Linked DNA regions of Mus musculus: region 1 is linked to region 2. Evidence: chromatin contacts called from ENCODE Hi-C or POLR2A ChIA-PET data. All regions are on one chromosome and are shown on one strand. Each heading gives the region's core, a stretch centred on a gene start or an enhancer-like site at or near the end of the contact. The rest is flanking DNA. Distances are from core to core; before and after follow the strand shown.

What was found. Hi-C counts contacts between places; a loop is a spot of excess contacts on that map. ChIA-PET counts read pairs that join two places held with the same protein, here RNA polymerase II (POLR2A).
Region 1: POLR2A ChIA-PET joins it to region 2 with 61 read pairs in embryonic stem cell. The contact joins the promoter of Morc3 here to the promoter of 2310043M15Rik in region 2. A Hi-C loop is called at or near these places in 1 of 37 maps with a recorded cell type or tissue (CH12.LX). POLR2A ChIA-PET finds 5 or more read pairs at or near these places in 5 of 5 experiments (Patski and embryonic stem cell).

Annotation. Positions count from the first base shown.
Region 1 is chr16:93,830,843-93,833,542 of GRCm38, forward strand. Morc3 (microrchidia 3) reads left to right here and starts at 1,279. Exons shown (of 17, transcript NM_001045529.3): 1 at 1,279-1,506. The coding sequence starts at 1,468. It overlaps Gm30881 (a long non-coding RNA gene), which reads right to left and starts at 2,250. Exons shown (of 3, transcript XR_876266.3): 1 at 2,009-2,250.
Region 2 is chr16:93,793,533-93,796,232 of GRCm38, forward strand. It overlaps 2310043M15Rik (RIKEN cDNA 2310043M15 gene), which reads right to left and starts at 1,369. Exons shown (of 2, transcript NR_151466.1): 1 at 1,037-1,369. All of the region lies in intron 27 of Dop1b (DOP1 leucine zipper like protein B), which reads left to right.

The DNA of each region.
Region 1 (2,700 bases), core at 29-2,528, 37 kb after region 2:
GAAAAACAAAGCGATTATGTGGATCTCAAGAAAATGTGGCGAGACAGGCTTTCCTCAGCTGCATCCCGTGGGGAATCCTCTTCCCTGATGAACAAGTATTTGTCCCACCCTAGGCACTGTTTTCCCCGCAAAGACAACCAGACTCGGATGAAACAGGAAAACAAGGCTGACCTGCTTGTTAATCCTGTCAACTTGACAAGATTTAGAATCCCCATGGGAACAAACCTCTGGTCAAATCCACAGGGGAGTTTCTAGACTAAGCTATTTGCAGTTCAGTGGAGAATTTGCGCAGCCTGGGCTGCTGACACTCTCTAGGTTGACTGCACGGCTCACTGACCGGCCATCATGGTTCAACTGTCTTGACAGCCACCTGTTCTGCAAGACTAGACACCAGTTTTGCTTATCTTGTGCCTCTTATTCACTCTTAAAAACAGTGAATACCACAGGTTTTAATTTTACATCCCCTTATTAATTTAAAAGTATTTAAGTTTTTACAAGCCTACAGTTAAAATATGAAGAGAAAACACAGTTGACGTGTAGGAAAAGGAGAGGATCCATCCCATACTGTAGTGTTTAATAGACAGCGGTCTATAATAAAGGATACTAAATTGTTTATCAGCAGAAGATGAACTGAACTTTTTTTCGTTTTGTTTAGTTTTTTTTTGTTTTTGTTGTTTTTTTTTTTTTTTTTTTTTCGAGACAGGGTTTCTCTGTGTAGCCCTGGCTGTCCTGGAACTCACTTTGTAGACCAGGTTGGCCTTGAACTCAGAAATCTGCCTGCCTCTGCTTTCCAAGTGCTGGAATTAAAGGCGTGCGCCACCACTGCCCGTCTGAACTTTTATAAATAAAAATATGACTATCGTTAAGACTGCAGTAAATACTCTTGCAAATCTTTTAACCTTCTCTTTACTTGTACTATTTAGCATCCCTTTCTTGACTAATTTCTACATGCTACTCGCTGCAGTACCGGGCTCCACACACACTGAATTAACGTGTCCGTGCGCTACCACTACCAGGATAAAAGCTGATGATTTTCAGGCAAACCCAAAAAGTAATTATTTTCTTCATTTTGTCCTGTAAGATTCCAGTAACATCATTACCAGCGGCCATGGATTACACTTTTGCAGTGCGATTTTCATCAGAGTTTGCCTAGCTTCTACACATCATTCTTCGCGCCAATCTTCAATCTCAAGGTCCAGCTACGCGAGGCGAGGAGCTCGCGCCCGCCCGCTCACCTACGCATGCGCCCAACGCCTGGGTCCTGCGCGCGCAGCAGGTCAGGCCCGCTCGGGCAAGCCTCTGCTGAGAATCCTAATTCGCCTTTGCCCGAGGCGGAAATGAGTGGGTGTGGCCTGGTGTTGTCGGTTCCGCCCCGGAAGTGGGCGGGGCGTTGAAGCCCGCGGCGGACTCGTAGCCTCCCAGTCGGGCTGCGGCCGAGGCCGGTCCTGGCTTTGTAGCTCACTCAAGATGGCGGCGCAGCCACCCACCGGGATCCGCCTCAGCGCGGTGAGCAGCCGCGAGGGGAGGAGCGGGCCGGGTCCCAGGAGGGCGGGCAGGCGGGCCAGCCAGGAGGTGGCAGTGGGCGGCGGCGACTCAAGGGCTGGCGCGGCGGCCGGGAGGTCGCGGCGGGGCCAAGGGTCCGCCGCCATGTCTCCTCGCTCGGAGGAGCGGCTGTAACGCGCGGCCGGTGCGCTCGCGGCATCTCGGGGCAAGCCGAGGCGGCCTCCCTCCCTCCCTCCGGCTCTGCGGCGCCCGACAGCTGTTGTGGGAGCCGCGCCCTCCGCGACCCGCCCGCCCCGGGAGCAGCCGCCGGGCCTCGTCGGGGCGGCGTGGGCTGCGGTGCAGCGCGGTTCCTGCACGCGTCCGTCCCTGTCGGTCCCGGCTCGGAGGAGCGGAGGCTAGGACTCATCTCCTCCGCTTGCTTGGCATGCCCCTGCCTTTTCGGGCCGAGCCCATTGGTGGCAAACCCTTTGGAGGTGGCTGGGAGTGGTCGCAGAAAAGGACTTACACTTTCGGGTCCAAAACATTGTGGGCGTGGCTTCACCTGATGATTCCTGCAAAGTTTTATTCTCTGCCGGCCCTGAGGTCTTAAGCGGGGAAAGTTACTTCCTTGATGTTTGAAGGATGGCTGCGGTGGCCCATGCCTGGCATCCCCAGCGCTCGGGTGACCGAAGCAGGCAAATTCTAGGACAATTTAGGGAGACAAGGGGAAGTCCTGTCTCAAAGGCAAAAAAAGCGGTACTACTGTGTTATGTAATTTCGTTGGCGAGCGGTAAGGATTTCCGGAGGTTAAAGCACCTCCCGTAGGTGCTCTTCAAGAATGCAGGTCTCCGTCCATTCATTAGGCTACTTCCGTCATTTGGGATGTGATAGCCCCAAGTGTGCATGAAGTGTTACCTAGTTTTATCGCGTCTGCCTTTTTTTTTTTTTGTGAGGTTGAGTATTCTTCACATTTTTTGTTATGTTTTGTTTTAAATTGCCTGTTAGTACGGTTTCCCCCCACACAGTTTATGTGTGTGTGTGTCTTATGCACCTGAAGATGAGGACTTCTGAACCCTCACTGCTAGTTATGAGTTGGCCCATGGGGTGCTGGTAACTGAATCCTGGTCCTCTGTAAGAGCAATTTGTGCTCTTTTGTTTGTTTGTTTGCTCTTTTGTTTGTTGACAGGGTTTCTCTGTGTAGCCCTGGCTGTCCTGGAA
Region 2 (2,700 bases), core at 119-2,618:
AGAAGGTGATAACCTGATTTAGGGCACACTGACCAGGCTGGGTTCCATAGCCACGATAGGATATCCAACATCAATAAACACGTCCTATAAATGGGATGTAAATGTTTGTCACGGGAGGCACAGAATCCCCTCCAAGAACAATCCAGGGAACAAAGTGCCCCTTGAGGGAAAGGGCCCTCTGCCTTTTCTCCTGGAGCCTCCCCATCCCCAAAGCTTTGTTCACGCCATTCTTTTGACCATGTTCAGTATTCATTCAGTTGTCCTAGCTCACACAAAGGGAAGAAGGCTGCTAGGCAGTGGTGGCGCACACCTTTAAGCCCAGCACTCGGGAGGTAGAGGCAGGCAGATTTCTGAGTTCGAGGCCAGCCTGGTCTACAGGGTGAGTTCCAGGACAGCCAGGGTTACACAGAGAAACCCTGCCTCGAAAAACCAAAAAGAAAAAAAAGGGAAGAAGGCTGAGTCCCTGTGGGGAAGGGAGTGGTGTTAGTGTGCGCCTGTCTGTGATTACCCATCAGCACATCGCCGTTTTTCAGTCTCAGTTATCCTCGGAAGAGCATCAGGAGGCACTGGAAAGTGGACACACACTTCTCAGCCCGTGGACAAGCACACTGCCTTTTAGCCTGTTCCTGGGCCCAGGCGACTGCCCACCCCACCTCCCATGCTTGTAACTGACTGACTGCACCTGTTCCTGAGGTTTATTCTTCATGGTCCCCCTCCCACCTTCCACCTCACCCAACTCCAAGATCTATTTCTTTTCCCCTTCCCCTTTTCTTTAAAACCATCAGGCAAGCAAACAAGAAAACAGAATGACAAAAAGAAAAAGCACAAGAAACACACAAGCACACACACATACACAAAGACCAGAAAACCACAAAATTGCCAGAAAACATAATATACAAGAAAAGGATAGTAAGACAAACAAAAATGCCCAAAGAAAGCCTCCACCAAGACAGAGACCTACAAAAATACTACCGAGTACATTTTGTATTGACCACATGCTGCGGGGCCTGGGGAGACTCCACTGGAGAAAACAAACCTTCACATGGGAGTGTGGATCAGCTGGAAAGCCTGTGTTTGGGTGGGCAGGGAGGCTGTGTTCAGTTCCTCCTCGGTGCTGAGACCCCATCTTGCTTGGGCCTGTGCTGCCCGTCTCTGATGTGCGTGGTTCCTGTTGTCTCTGAAGATGTCGATGAAGACGCCACCATTTAGGATGGAGTGTTCCAGAGTCACTGCTCAGCTGTGGGTCCCCTGAGTAGTTCCCTTCTACCGCAAGAAGCAGCTTCCCTGAGGATGGCTAAGCAAGACACTGATCTGAGTCCCAACCCGTGTGGTCCTAGGGACCCAGCTAGACAGACTGATTCATTCTGGCAATCTCCAGAATGAACCTAGATGGCAGGGCAGAGTGGTGTAGGGGTGTGTTGGGGTGTGGGAAGAATTCCCAGCAGTCAGCCAGGCATGCACACACTTTTGTTTCAAAGGAGTGGAGCCATATAGCATGCCCTGCCACCCAAACAGGAATTCTCTTCCCGGAATGAGGAGGGACAGGGAGCTGGGCGGTGCCCAGGGGCAGCCTCACGTGGTTCTTCAGAAGTCGATGCCTGCTTTGTTTTGGAGACTAGTATTCTCCCTGGGACCTGAGCTTGCTGATTGGCCTGGTTGGCTGGCCACTGAGCTTCTGAGATGCTCTATCTCTCTCCCCAGAACTGAGGGTCACATGACCCACACCTACTCCTCTCCCCCCCCAGCACTGAGAGTCACATGACCCACACCTACCTCTCCCCCCCCAGCACTGAGGGTCATGTGACCCACACTTACCTCTCCCCCCAGCACTGAGGGTCACATGACCCACACCTACCTCTCCCCCCCCCCAGCACTGAGGGTCACATGACCCACACCTACTCCTCTCTCCCCCCCCCAGCACTGAGGGTCACATGACCCACACCTACCTCTCCCCCCCCAGCACTGAGGGTCACATGACCCACACCTACCTCTCCCCCCCCAGCACTGAGGGTCACATGACCCACATCTACCTCTCTCTCCCCAGCCCTGAGGGTCACGTGACCCGGCCTCCCAGCCCATCTTTTTTTATGATGCTTGGGTCAAGCTTGGACCTCACAATTGCACAACAAGCACTTTCTCTCCCAGACCCTTCATTTGCTACTTTAAGCCAATAATTATGCTCTCCCTGATGGTGGTGGTGGTGGTGGGGAACACCCCGCCACCACGACACCCGTGCACTCCAGCTGCTTTGCTGTGGCTCGCTCTTTGGGTGCTGATTAAACTGGGTGCCCACTGCAGATGTGGCGACTGTTGCGCTAAGTGTTGTTGTCTGTCTGTTGCTCAGTAATTAAACCCAACCTGAGGACAGTCCTGTGGTAAGGCAGCACCTGGCTCCTTTCAGTTCCTGGCAGGCATAGACTCGGGAAGCTGGCCGTAGTTTTCGAGCTTCTCAGGAAGCCTGGGTTAGCAAACGTCATAGCAGCACTCAGCAGTAATAAATGGCCGTGATGGCTGGAGAAAGAGTGGGCATTTCCCTCCATTGATGTGCGTGTGTTGTGCATGTGCAGGTTCTTAAGGGCAACCTTGTGTTTGGACTCCGGTGCCATTCAGCCGAGGAGGCTTAGGCTGAGACGCCTGTATTAGAAATCCAGAGTCTTTTGTGGTTGGTTGGTTGGTTTGTTTTGTGTTGTGGGTGTTTTG